Regions from separate parts of the Homo sapiens genome. Here region 1 is linked to region 2. A link is a contact called in ENCODE Hi-C data. All regions are on one chromosome and are shown on one strand. The core of a region is the stretch at or near the end of the contact, and the rest is flanking DNA. Distances in the headings are between cores, read along the strand shown.

Region 1 (6,439 bases), core at 1,418-3,917, 3.8 Mb before region 2:
ATTTCTCGCACTCTCCCCTCCCCTACGTCCCTCCCGCCCCATCCAACTAACCACACAACACATACAAAATAGCCCCTGCGAGGTTCTGCACGCTGGAAGGGAACAGGAGAAGGGCGCTGCGCTTTCTTGCTGATGCCCTGTACTTGGGCCCCTGGTAGACACAGCCACTTGTCCCCTCAGCCTGCAGAGAAATCCCACGTAGACCGCGCCCGGGTCCTTGGCTTCAGCCAATCTCCCTTTGGTGGGGGTGGGATGCACGATCCAAGGTTTTATTGGCTACAGACAGCGGGGTGTGGTCCGCCAAGAACACAGATTGGCTCCCGAGGGCATCTCGGATCCCTGGTGGGGCGCCGCTCAGCCTCCCGGTGCAGGCCCGGCCGAGGCCAGGAGGAAGCGGCCAGACCGCGTCCATTCGGCGCCAGCTCACTCCGGACGTCCGGAGCCTCTGCCAGCGCTGCTTCCGTCCAGTGCGCCTGGACGCGCTGTCCTTAACTGGAGAAAGGCTTCACCTTGAAATCCAGGCTTCATCCCTAGTTAGCGTGTGACCTTGAGCAGTTGACTTTATTTTTCAGTGCCTAGTTTTCCAGATACCAGGACTGACTCCAAGGACTATTACTCATCTGGAGGGTTTAGCACAGTACCGTCGCATAGTAAATTTCCATGTCAGTTTTGGTTACCTTTCATGCACTTGCAAACATGCCATGCTCTGAAACGAAATAGGCACATCTTTTTTTTTTTTTTTTTTAAGGAGTCTTCCTCTCGCCCAGGCTGGAGTGCAGTGGCGCGATCTTGGCTCACTGCAACCTCCACCTCCCGTGTTCGAGATTCTCCTGCCTCAGCCTCCTGATTAGCTGGGACTACAGGCATGCCACGACGCCCAGTTAATTTTTGTATTTTTAGTAGAGACGGGGTTTCGCCATCTTGGCCAGGCTGGTCTAACTCCTGACCTCAGGTGATCTGACTGCCTCAGCCTCTCAAAGTGTTGGGATTACAGGCATAAGCCACTGCATCTGGCCAGAAATGAAATAAGTAAATCTTTTAACCTGCTCTAACAATATAGTGAAAAGACCATATTATTATTAGAGCAGGTTAAGGGATTTGCCTATTTCGGGTTCTAGTTATAGTCTTAAACTTGGACATTCTTGTAGAAAGTAAAAAGTTTCCTCTTCAAAGTTCCCCTTCTTGTTAAAGAATACATCATAAGTGTTAGAAGTAATAGTTTATTTTAAAGACTAACTTTCTTCAAGCCTCCTTGCTTTGTGCTAATAACTCTTTGTTAAGCCCTATCCTATGTAACTGTTGGACATGCTCACAGGCACGTTCCAGTTCACAGCCTATGCCCCTTCCTTATTTGGAAATGTTATTGCTTCCTTAAACCTTTCGGTAAGCAACTTCCTCTCCTTCTTCGTTCTTCCTTGCACTTACCTATTTAGAAAGTTTTAGGCTATTAGCAAATCGGCTATCAGTTTAAGAGTGTGAGGTCCCGCTCCAGCCAATGGATGCAGGACATAGCAGTGAGGACGACCCAAATGCGTAAGGGATAAATATGTTTGCTTTTCCTTTGTTCAGGTGTGCTCTCGACATCGTTCCATCTGCGATTGAGCACCCTTTCTGCAGAAAGTAAAGATTGCCTTGCTGGAGATCTTTTGTCTCCGTGCTGACTTTTCTTCGTGGCACCGATTATCTATTTCTAACAATTTTGGTATTTCTAACATTCTGAACAATCTTGGGCTAGTTGTCTCTTCTGGGCCTGTTTCCCCATCCGTCACATGATAAACTTCATTGGTTTAAAAACCCCAGCGAACATTTATTGAGTTACTATTACCTTCCTGCCCTCCCCAACCCCAACCCCAGGGAGCAGTTACAACCTCAGCCGCTGAGCGCACTCGCCGGGTGTTAAGAAGCACCAAAGACAGGGAGGCTTGATTGATTTTGCTTTGGGAGTAGAGGGTCAGAAGATTCACAGGAAAATGGCATTTGAGCAAGGATGATTCACTGGAGCTAGCTTTTAAATACTGGCGAGGCTTTTATGTTGCAGTCCCTTACAAAGTTGAGCATTCGCAGGGACTGCACTCCGAAATAAGCCCGCTTCCCCTTTTCATTCGCTAATGATCCAGGGAGCTGCTGGTTCCGCATGCGGCAGGTTGTGCCTTTTCCTAATCAGGGTTCTGCATCGCCTCGAACCCGCAGGCCGTGGCGGGTTCTCCTGAGGAAGCAGGGACTGGGGTGCAGGGTGAAGCTGCTCGTGCCGGCCAGCGCCTGTGAGCAAAACTCAAACGGAGGAGCAGGAGGGGTCGAGCTGGAGCGTGGCAGGGTTGACCCTGCCTTTTAGAAGGGCACAATTTGAAGGGTACCCAGGGGCCGGAAGCCGGGGACCTAAGGCCCGCCCCGTTCCAGCTGCTGGGAGGGCTCCCGCCCCAGGGAGTTAGTTTTGCAGAGACTGGGTCTGCAGCGCTCCACCGGGGGCCGGCGACAGACGCCACAAAACAGCTGCAGGAACGGTGGCTCGCTCCAGGCACCCAGGGCCCGGGAAAGAGGCGCGGGTAGCACGCGCGGGTCACGTGGGCGATGCGGGCGTGCGCCCCTGCACCCGCGGGAGGGGGATGGGGAAAAGGGGCGGGGCCGGCGCTTGACCTCCCGTGAAGCCTAGCGCGGGGAAGGACCGGAACTCCGGGCGGGCGGCTTGTTGATAATATGGCGGCTGGAGCTGCCTGGGCATCCCGAGGAGGCGGTGGGGCCCACTCCCGGAAGAAGGGTCCCTTTTCGCGCTAGTGCAGCGGCCCCTCTGGACCCGGAAGTCCGGGCCGGTTGCTGAATGAGGGGAGCCGGGCCCTCCCCGCGCCAGTCCCCCCGCACCCTCCGTCCCGACCCGGGCCCCGCCATGTCCTTCTTCCGGCGGAAAGGTAGCTGAGGGGGCGCCGGCGGGGAGTCAGGCCGGGCCTCAGGGGCGGCGGTGGGGCAGGTGGGCCTGCGAGGGCTTTCCCCAAGGCGGCAGCAAGGCCTTCAGCGAGCCTCGACCTCGGCGCAGATGCCCCCTGAGTGCCTTGCTCTGCTCCGGGACTCTTCTGGGAGGGAGAAGGTGGCCTTCTTGCGCGAGGTCAGAGGAGTATTGTCGCGCTGGTTCAGAAGCGATTGCTAAAGCCCATAGAAGTTCCTGCCTGTTTGGTTAAGAACAGTTCTTAGGTGGGGGTTAGTTTTTTTGTGTTTCTTTGAGGACCGTGGATCAAGATCAAGGAAATCTCTTTAGAACCTTATTATGGAAGTCTGAAGTTTCCAAATGTTGAGGGTTTTATGTCTAAAAGCAACACGTGAAAAAATTGTTTTCTTCACCCAGTGCTGTCTTCCAATTTCCTCTTTGGGGGGAGGGGTAGTTACTGCTGTTACTAAAATAAAATTACTTATTGCTAAAGTTCCCCAACAGGAAGACCACTACTTTTGATGACTTTGGCAAGTTTGCTAACTACTGGAACCCTAACTTACAAACGAACTACTTACATTTTTGATTTCCAGTTGTATTACCTGCCCAATGTTTACGTAGAAACAGCTTAATTTTGATTCTGGGTAACGTTGTTGCACTTCATTAAAAATACATATCCGAAGTGAGCAAGTATGGGTCTGTGGACAGCAGTGATTTTTCCTGTCAATTCCTGTTGCTTCAGATAAAATGTACCAGACAGAGGCCGGGCGCGGTGGCTCACGCCTGTAATCCCAGCACTTTGGGAGGCTTGGCGGGTGGATCACCTGAGATCGGGAGTTCAAGACCAGCCTGACCAACATGGAGAAACCCCGTGTCTACTAAAAATACAAAATTAGCCAGGGTGGTGGCGCATGCCTGTAATGCCAGCTACTTGGGAGGCTGAAGCAGGAGAATCGCTTGAACCTGGGAGGCGGAGGTTGCGGTGAGCCGAGATAGCACCATTGCACTCCAGCCTGGGCAAAAAGAGCGAAACTCCGTCTCAAAAAAAAAGTACCAGACAGAAATGGGTTTTGTTTTCTTTTTTTGTTTTGAGACGGAGTTTCGCTCTTGTTGCCCAGGCTCGAGTGCAATGGCGCGATCTCAGTCTCGGCTCACTGCAACCTCTGTCTCCCAGGTTTAATCGATTCTCCTGCCTCAGCCTCCCAAGTAGCTGGGATTACCCATGCCCCACCATGCCCGGCTAATTTTTGTATTTTTAGTAGAAACGGGGCTTCACCATGTTAGGCTGGTCTTGAACCCCTGACCTCAAGTGGGCCTCCCACCTCGGCCTCCCAAAGTGCCAGGATTACAGGCATGAGCCACCGCGGCCAGCCAGAAATGGGTTTTGGAAAAAGCACTAAACAAAATCGAACTTGGTTTCATATGACAGCTCTGCTGCTAACTGTAACAGGGGCAGACCAGTTAACCTACTTTTCTGTCTTCTGTCAGCTGAGAATTAGATGATTCCCAAAGGCCCATTGAACTCTGAATGACTTTAAATACTTCTTCTTAAGTGGGTACACGGTTTTGGTAACTGATGCCAGGTGATGAATGCATGAAAGTGCTTAATGAATGAAACCGGTAAAATAGTAGGAGGAAGCTTTATTGGTAAGGCAGGGGTATACCTAATAGCTCTCTAATTTATTGGTATTGAAGTGGTTAACTTTTGTTTTTTTAAGGGGGGAAAACATTCTAAGAATAATGAGGCAAACTGCATATTGCACAAGAGACTGTTGTCTCTATTCAACAAATACCTTTTGAGTGTCCAGAGTCTGCCAGGTGCTGTGCTAGGCCCTCACGATTGAGTAGTGAACCAGAGAATGTCCCTGCACCCATGGAGCTTATTGTCTACTGGGGTAGACAGATAATAAATAAGCAAACAAATCTTCTCTCTTCTCCCTTTCGCTCCATGTAAGTGTGTGTGTATAGGTGTATACTTACAAGTTGAGTAAAGTGTTATGAAAGATTAAGAGGAGAAATGCATTTTGGTTAGATGTTAGAGGACTCAGCAGGTGACCTTGAAACTTAGAGCTGAAGGATCAGTAGGAGGTAACTAGAGAGGCCAGGGAATCGCATGTTCAAAGGCCAGGAGGCAAGAAAGAGCATGGTGCCCTTCAAGAGAGGAAAGAAGGCTACTGTGACTGGAGCATAGATGTAGGCAAGTGTTGGGTGATTGAGAGCTCTACGGGCCATGGTTAGGTTTTATTCCTAATGCCGAGATGCCAAACATGGTGGTTCATATCTGTAATCCCAGTATTTTAGGAGGCCGAGGCAGGAATATAGCTTGAACCCAGGAGTTCAAGACCAGCCTGAGCAACATGAGACCTGTACAAAACATTTAAAAAATTGCTGGGTATGATGGTGCACACCTGTGGTCCCAGCTACTCAGGAGGCTGAGGCAGAAGGATCACTTGAGCCTAGGAGGTGGAGGCTACAATGAGCCATATTTGAGTCACTACACTCCAGCCTGGATGACAAAGTGAGACCATGTGTCAAACAAAATACAGAAAGAATATTAATTTAAAATTTTGAAAGAGGAGTGATCTGAACTTATATCTTAAAAAGATCATTCTAGGGCATGGTGGCTCATGCCTGTAATCAAGGGCTTTGGGAGGCTGAGACAGGAGGATCACCTGAGGCCAGTTCGAGATCAACCTGTACAGCATAGAGAGACTCCATCTCTACAAAAAGAAAAAATAAATAGCTGGGTGTTGTGAGTTATTCAGGAGGCTGAAGCAGAAAGATCACTTGAGCCCAGGAGTTTGAGGCTGCAGTAAGCTATGATCCCACCACTGCAACACAGTGAGATCTTGTCTCAAAAAAAAAAAAAAATCATTCTAGGTGCTTTTTGGAGGCTGGATGTGGTAAGAGTAGAAGCTGGAGATGGTCCTGTTAGGGATTCGATTCAGACTTTAAATACCATCAATGCATTGAGTCCCAAATTTACATCACTACGTTGGATCCTTGCCCCTGAATCCAGACTGGTATATCCAACTTTAGGTTCAGTTTGTATCTCTACCTGACCAATATAGAGGTGTCCAGTCTTTTGGCTTCCCTAGGCCACATTGGAAGAAGAATTGTCTTGAGCCACACATAGAGTACACTAACGCTAACAATAGCAGATGAGCTAAAAAAAAATCGCAAAACTTATAATGTTTTAAGAAAGTTTACGAATTTGTGTTGGGCACATTCAGAGCCATCCTGGGCCGCGGGATGGACAAGCTTAATCCAGTAGATACCTTCAACTTACAATATCTAAAATTTTATGCCAGATTTAGTCATTTTAAACCTGCTCATCAGTTTTTCTCAAGAAGTAGTATTTTGGCTTTTTTTCTTTTCTTTTTTTTGAGATGGAGTTTCGCTCTTATCGTTCAAGCTGGAGTGCAGTGGCGGATCTTGGCTCACTGCAACCTCCGCCTCCTGGGTTCAAGTGATTCTCCTGCCTCAGCCTCGCAAGTAGCTGGAATTACAGGCATGCGCCAC
Region 2 (6,373 bases), core at 3,686-6,185:
CTGTTTTTTATATTAAAATGTTAAATCAGCAGAATAGATAATGTTTAATCCACACGTTTGAATGACTTGTGAATTTAAGAAGGGATTTTAAAAATTAGACCAGGAGCAGTGGCTCATGCTGTAATCCTATTATTTTGGGAGGCCAAGGCAGGTGGATCACTTGAGGAGTTCAAGACCAGCCTGGCCAACAAGGTGAAACCCTATCTCCATTAAAAATGCAAAAATTGGCCAGGCGTGGTGGCTCACGTCTGTAATCCCAGCATTCTGGGAGGCCGAGGTGGGCGAATCACGAGGTCAGGAGTTCAAGAGCAGCCCAGCCAACATGGTGAAACCCTGTCTCTACTAAAAACACAAAAAATTAGCTGGGCATAGTGGCGGGCACCTGTAATCCCAGCTACTTGGGAGGCTGAGGCAGGAGAATCACTTGAACCCAGGAGGCGGAGGTTGCAGTGAGCCGAGATTGTGCCACTGCACTCCAGCCTGGGAGACAGAGCTAGACTCAAAACAAAACAAAAACAAAAACAAAAATTAGCCAGGTATGGTGATGCATGCCTGTAGTCCCAGCTACTTGGGAGGCTGAGGCAGGAGAATTGCTTGAATCCAGGAGGCAGAGGTTGCAGTGACCCAAGATTGCGCCATTGCACTCCAGCCCGGGCGACAGTGAGACTCCGTCTCAAAAAAAAAAAAAAAAAAAGTTGGGTGTGCTGGCACACGCCTATAGTCTCAACTATTGGTAGGCTGAGGCGGGAGGATCACTTGAGCCCAAGACTTGGAGGCTGTAGGGAGCTGTGATCCAGTCAGCTTTTAGTTTTATTTATATTTTATATTGCAACTATAGGAGTCAAATTAAGCAAGTTTGTTTCAAGATTTTCAAGAGAAGCCTGGATTTTATTTGCAAAATATTACAGGTACAGCTCTTTAATAAATTCATCCTTATTTTCAATAGGTTCATAAAAATTTGGGACCAGAATTGAAAATTTTTTCAAATAAAAAATACAGAGCATGCACTTGGCACTCAATGTTTTTATTGTCTTTCATTATTTCCTCTGAATCCAACTTATCATTTTGTTTTTTCTTGTATGTTATTCATGTTTGGTTTATTTTATAAAGACAGGGTCTTGCTCTGTCACCTGATATGAGAGCTGACAGTGCAGTCTAGAGGGGAAAGGCTCTAGACAGAACAAGACCCCATTTTTATAAAATAAACAAACAGGCCATGCTCAGTGGCTCATGCATGTAATCCCAGCACTTTGGGAGGCCGGGCCAGGTGGATCACCTGAGGTCAGGAGTTCGAGACCAGTTTGGCCGCCATGGTGAAACCCTGTCTCTACTGAAAATACAAACATTAGCCTGGCGTGGCTGGGCGCGGTGGCTCACGCCTGTAATCCCAGCACTTTGGGAGGCCAAGGTGGGCGGATCACCTGAGGTCGGGAGTTTTGAGACCAGCCTGACCAACATGGAGAAAGCCCGTCTCTACTAAAAATACAAAATTGGCTGGGCGTGGCGGTGAATGCCTGTAATCCCGCTACTCCAGAGGCTGAGGCAGGAAAATCGCTTGAACCTGGGAGGCAGATGTTGCAGTGAGCCAAGATCGAACCACTGCACTCTAGCCTGAGAGACAGGGTGAGACTCTGCCTCAAAAAAAAAAAAAAAAAAAAAAAAAATAACAATTTAAAAAAACACAAATAAAGAATAAATAACATACAATAAAAAACAAAATGGATTCAGAGGAAATAATGAAATACAATAAAAACATTGAGTGCCAAGTGCATGCTCTCTCTCTCTATATATATTTTTTGAGACGGAGTCTCCCTCTGTTGCCAGGCTGGAGTGCAGTGGCGCGATCTCAGCTCACTGTAACCTCCGCCTCCTGGGTTCAAGTGATTCTCCTGCCTCAGCCTCCCGAGTAGCTGGGACTACAGGCGTGGACCACCACAGCCAGCTAATTTTTGTATTTGTAGGAGAGACGGGGTTTCAACATGTTGGCCAAGATGGTTTTGATCTCTTGACCTCATGATCTGCCCGCCTCGGCCTCCCAAAGTGCTCGGATTACAGGCATGAGCCACCATGCCCGGCCTATATTTTTTATTTGAAAAAATTTTCAATTCTGGTCCCAAATTTTTATGAACCTATTGAAAATAAGGGTAAGTTTATTAAACAGCTATACCTATAATGTTTTGCAAATAAAATCCAGGCTTCTTTTGAAGACCTTGTAACAAATTTGCTTATAATTTGACTCCTATAGTTGTAATATAAAATACAAATACAACTAAAAGCTGGCCAGCCGGGTGTGGTGGCTCACACCTGTAATCCCAGCACTTTGGGAGGCCGAGGTGGGTGGATCACTTGTCAGGAGTTCGAGACTAGCCTGGCTATCCCAGCAAAACCTCAGCTCTACCAAAAATACAAAAATTAGCCCAACATGTGGTGCACACTGTAGTCCCAGCTACTCGAGAGGCTGAGGTAAGAGAATTGCTTAAACTCAGGAGGCGTAGGTTGCAGTGAACTGAGATTGCGCCCCTGCACTCCAGCCTGGGTGACAGAGTGAGACTCCATCTCAAAAAGAAAACTAAACAAAAAACCCCCCACCAAACCTAGAAGCTAAGAAAAAATGGTGGCATTACTTGTAACTATTTGCAATTAATATTCTTAACAGAGCATAAATTTTAGAAGAAAAGTGCTTGGGCTCCAATTCTTAATAAATATGTAAAATGGTTTACTTTTACTGGTAACAAAGGTTTTTGGGGGAGAAGATACTAAACAAATTAAGAAATTTATAAAAAATGGCCAGGTGTGGTGGCTTACGCCTGTAATCCCAGCACTTTGGGAGGCTGAGGCGGGCAGATCAAAAGTTCAGGAGATCAAGACCATCCTGGCTAACACAGTGAAACCCCGTCTCTACTAAAAACTAAAAACAAATAAAAAAATTAGCTGGGCATGGTGGCGGGCGGGCGCCTGTAGTCCCAGAAAGAAGGGCGTGAACCCAGGAGGCAGAACTTACAGTGAGCCGAGATTGCGCCACTGCACTCCAGCCTAGGCGATAGAGCAAGACTCCGTCTCAAAAAAAAAAAAAAAAAAATTTATAAAAAATGTCAGTCAATGCTACAGAAAGTAGTATATTAAGACAGATACTCTCATTAGTGCCAGTAAGAATGTAAATAGGTAGGCCAGGCATGGTGGCTCACACTTGTAATCCCAAGCACTTTGGGAGGCCAAGGCAGGTGGATCACTAGAGGTCAGGAGTTTGAGACCAGCCTGGCTAACATGGTGAAACCTCATCTCTACTAAAAATACAAAAATTAGCCAGGTGTGGTGGCATGCGCTTGTAAACCCAGCTACTTGGCAGGCTGACGCAGGAGAATCACTTGAACCCGGGTGGTGGAGGTTGCAGTGAGCCGAGATCACGCCACGGCACTCCAGCCTGGGCAACAGAGCGAGACTATCTCAGAAAAAAAAAAAAAAAAAAAGAGTAAGTTGGCATTTTGTTTTTGGGAATGTGTTTTGCAATGCAAAGCCTAAAAACAGCCAATTTTAAAAATTAATACTCATGAAATAATATAAAATACATAAAGATGTTCTCTGCTCTTTGCAATAAACTAGGAAAAAACCCTCTGAATGTACAAACAATAAGGGATGATTAAGGTTTATCCCGATGAAGCCATTTAACAGGCTATACATTTAGATCTAATTAATATAGGTAGATGTTTAAAGTTTCATGAGGACACTGCTCTTATCTAGCTTTCCACTTTTGTATCCCTAGGGCATAGAATAAGGCCTAGCACATAAATGTTTAATAAGTATTTGGTAAATAAATGAAAAAGTAATGTCGAGTAAAAACGATATAAAATTTTATAAAATGTGATTTCTGTGAAGAAGCTGTATAGAAAAAGAATTGGAAAGACACACAAACAAATGGGAAAAGAGGTCATGGGCAATTTAAAAAAATAGCTTTATTGAGGTATACTTTGACATGCCATAAAATTCACCCATTGTATGTGTACAATTCAATTACTTCATTTATACAACTGTTCAATTATCACCATATTCCAGCTTAATGGTCAATATTTGCTTTGTCATTTGATCTTTTCTCTATGGTAAGCAAAAATCTATTATTTGAAAGGTTCCTTCACTGAAAGCTGGGTGGAGTTGAACTCTAAAATTACCTACAAAATTACTTTCTATCTAGTCATCTATGTCTAATTCTTCAATTTGACACATGCATGTTACTAGCACAAGCTGCATTTTAAAGGCAGCAGGAAGGTCTTTTACTATCATTAGAAGTTAACTTTAAGGATTGAGCAGGCACGATACAGCATAGATTGTTTCGTGTGCTATATAGTAAGGTCAATATTCTTGCTCCTTCTACAAATAAAAAAAAGTTCCACAGAATAACAAGTACAGGTGGAGTTCCCAACGGAAATGCAGGTACTGAATACAACCAACTGCAACTGTTTCTCTGCTCCTCAATCCTGCTGGCGTAGTACGCGAGCTGCCGACGTCCCCCAACCCACCAGGTAAGCCGGCCGCTCCTGTCCCTAGGCTGTGAGGGGTTCAGAGGTAAGACCTTCGGTGTATTCACTTAGCTCCCTACGGAAAACTTCGAGAAGAAGGCGACTGAGATCGGTTAGCACTTAAATCCCTTTCAAAGCCCCGGCTCCCATCGCCCCTCCTATGGCCTCCTACCTGCAGAGAAGCAAAGCAGGTACACCCAGTGCCTTAGGCGGGCCAAGCCTAGCACTGTGGGAGCAAAAAACATGGCTTCATCGTCAGGGTGCGCTATGACCAGCAGGGTCCGGCTTTCGGCTCCCAGCCGTCCTCCCTGCTCCCGACTCTTCATTCGTTCTGAGGAGTCCCAAACCCAGAGGAAGCCCCATGCCAAGACCGCCAACGCCACACACAGGAGCCACATTGCTTCCATGATGGGTAAGCAGCACTGAGCCTGCGCAGTAGGAAAGGCTGCCTCTGACCCTGACTCCGGCTGGAAAACTTCACCGGGGAATGTTGGGTTCCGCTGTTAAGTCCCTCCCGCCGACATGCTCCGGAAGCTTGAGGTTTTAACGTTAAGGGTTCTCTTGTGTTTTAACACAGAAGTCTCCATGCCGTCCAGTTTCCTACCCTAGTCCTACCACACTGTACAATCGGTTTAAAAGGAAGCGTCTTATATATAAGCTCCCACTTATAGGAAGAGTTCCTTCCTCTTCATTTTCGAATTCATTTCTTAAAACTCGGGCCTTTCTCGTAATTATAGGGTTAGACAGCCCGTTATCCGTATGACAGTTTTCCAAAATAGCCAGTTACACCAACTTTGTTATTCCTTCTCACTTTTGGATGGCTTTCTTTACCTTTTTTTTTTTTTTTGAGAGGCTCTGTCGCCCAGGCTGGAGTGCAGTGGAGCGATCTCGGCTCACTGCAACCTCTGTCTCCCGGGTTCAAGCGACTCTTCTGCCTCAGCCTCCCGAGTAGCTGGGACTATAGGCGCGCGCCACCACGCCCAGCTAATTTTTGTATTTTTAGTAGAGAGGGGGTTTCACCATGTTAACTAGGCTGGTCTCGAACTCCTGACTTCGTGATCCGCTCGCCTCGGCCTCCCAAAGTGCTGGGATTACAGGCCTGAGCCACCGCGCCCGGCCCTTTCTTTTTTTTTTTTGAAACGGTCTGGCTCCGTCGCCCAGGCTGGAGTGCAGTGGCGCGACCTAGGTTCGCTGCTACCTCAGCCTCCCGCGTTCAAGCAATTCTCCCACTTCGGTCTCCCCAGTAGCTGGGATTACTGGCGCGCGCCACCACGCCCGCTTAATTTTTGTATTTTTAGTAGTGACGGGGTTTCTCCATGTTCGTCAGGCTGGTCTCGAACTCCTGACCTTAAGTGATGGCCCGCCTCGGCCTCCCTAAGTGCTGGGATTACAAGCGTGACCCACTGCGTCCGGTCGGGCCTGGCTTTTCTAAAGGAACGTATGCGTGCGGTTACGAGGAACCGTCGTTTCCCCAGCAGGGTGAGGCTGAGCGTGCACTTAACAGTCGCGAGGGCCACAGGCTCCTCTTGCAAGTAACTTAAGGTTAAGGAGCAACATCGTGGACAAATCGGCCTCGCCCAGCATTTCAGTGAGGGCTTGGTGCGAATTCCAGCCAGAGCCCTAGAAAGTATCTTGGGCAGGTCGAAATGCACCCCTCCAGCTCCCAGCCACGAGGGGACCGGCTTCCCTGTACGCAGCTCCGGCCAGAGGAGGCCGCCGCCGCCCCACCACGCCGCGGAGGGGTTTGCAGGGTCCCTTCCACGGCCTGGAGTTTTTCCTTTTCCCACGCCTGAGGAAGGCCTCGGGCGCGCGGAACAGACGGGCAGGCGGGGGGCGCACAAGCCCAGGGCACGATGGCAGCA

The links. Hi-C counts contacts between places; a loop is a spot of excess contacts on that map. Pooled maps may share reads with other maps.
Region 1: a loop to region 2 is called in a map of naive thymus-derived CD4-positive, alpha-beta T cell, with 17 times the contacts of the local background. The contact joins the promoter of AKAP10 here to the promoter of PIGL in region 2. A Hi-C loop is called at or near these places in 1 of 168 maps with a recorded cell type or tissue (naive thymus-derived CD4-positive, alpha-beta T cell), 1 of 37 single-sample maps with no recorded cell type and 8 of 50 pooled maps.

What each region holds. Positions count from the first base shown.
Region 1 is chr17:19,974,056-19,980,494 of GRCh38, reverse strand. It overlaps AKAP10 (A-kinase anchoring protein 10), which reads left to right and starts at 2,667. Exons shown (of 15, transcript NM_007202.4): 1 at 2,667-2,903. The coding sequence starts at 2,816. RefSeq lists an enhancer at 1,584-2,297 and a silencer at 2,770-2,959.
Region 2 is chr17:16,215,772-16,222,144 of GRCh38, reverse strand. It overlaps PIGL (phosphatidylinositol glycan anchor biosynthesis class L), which reads right to left and starts at 4,935. Exons shown (of 7, transcript NM_004278.4): 1 at 4,684-4,935. The coding sequence starts at 4,918. RefSeq lists enhancers at 4,910-5,159, 6,346-6,373, 5,983-6,373.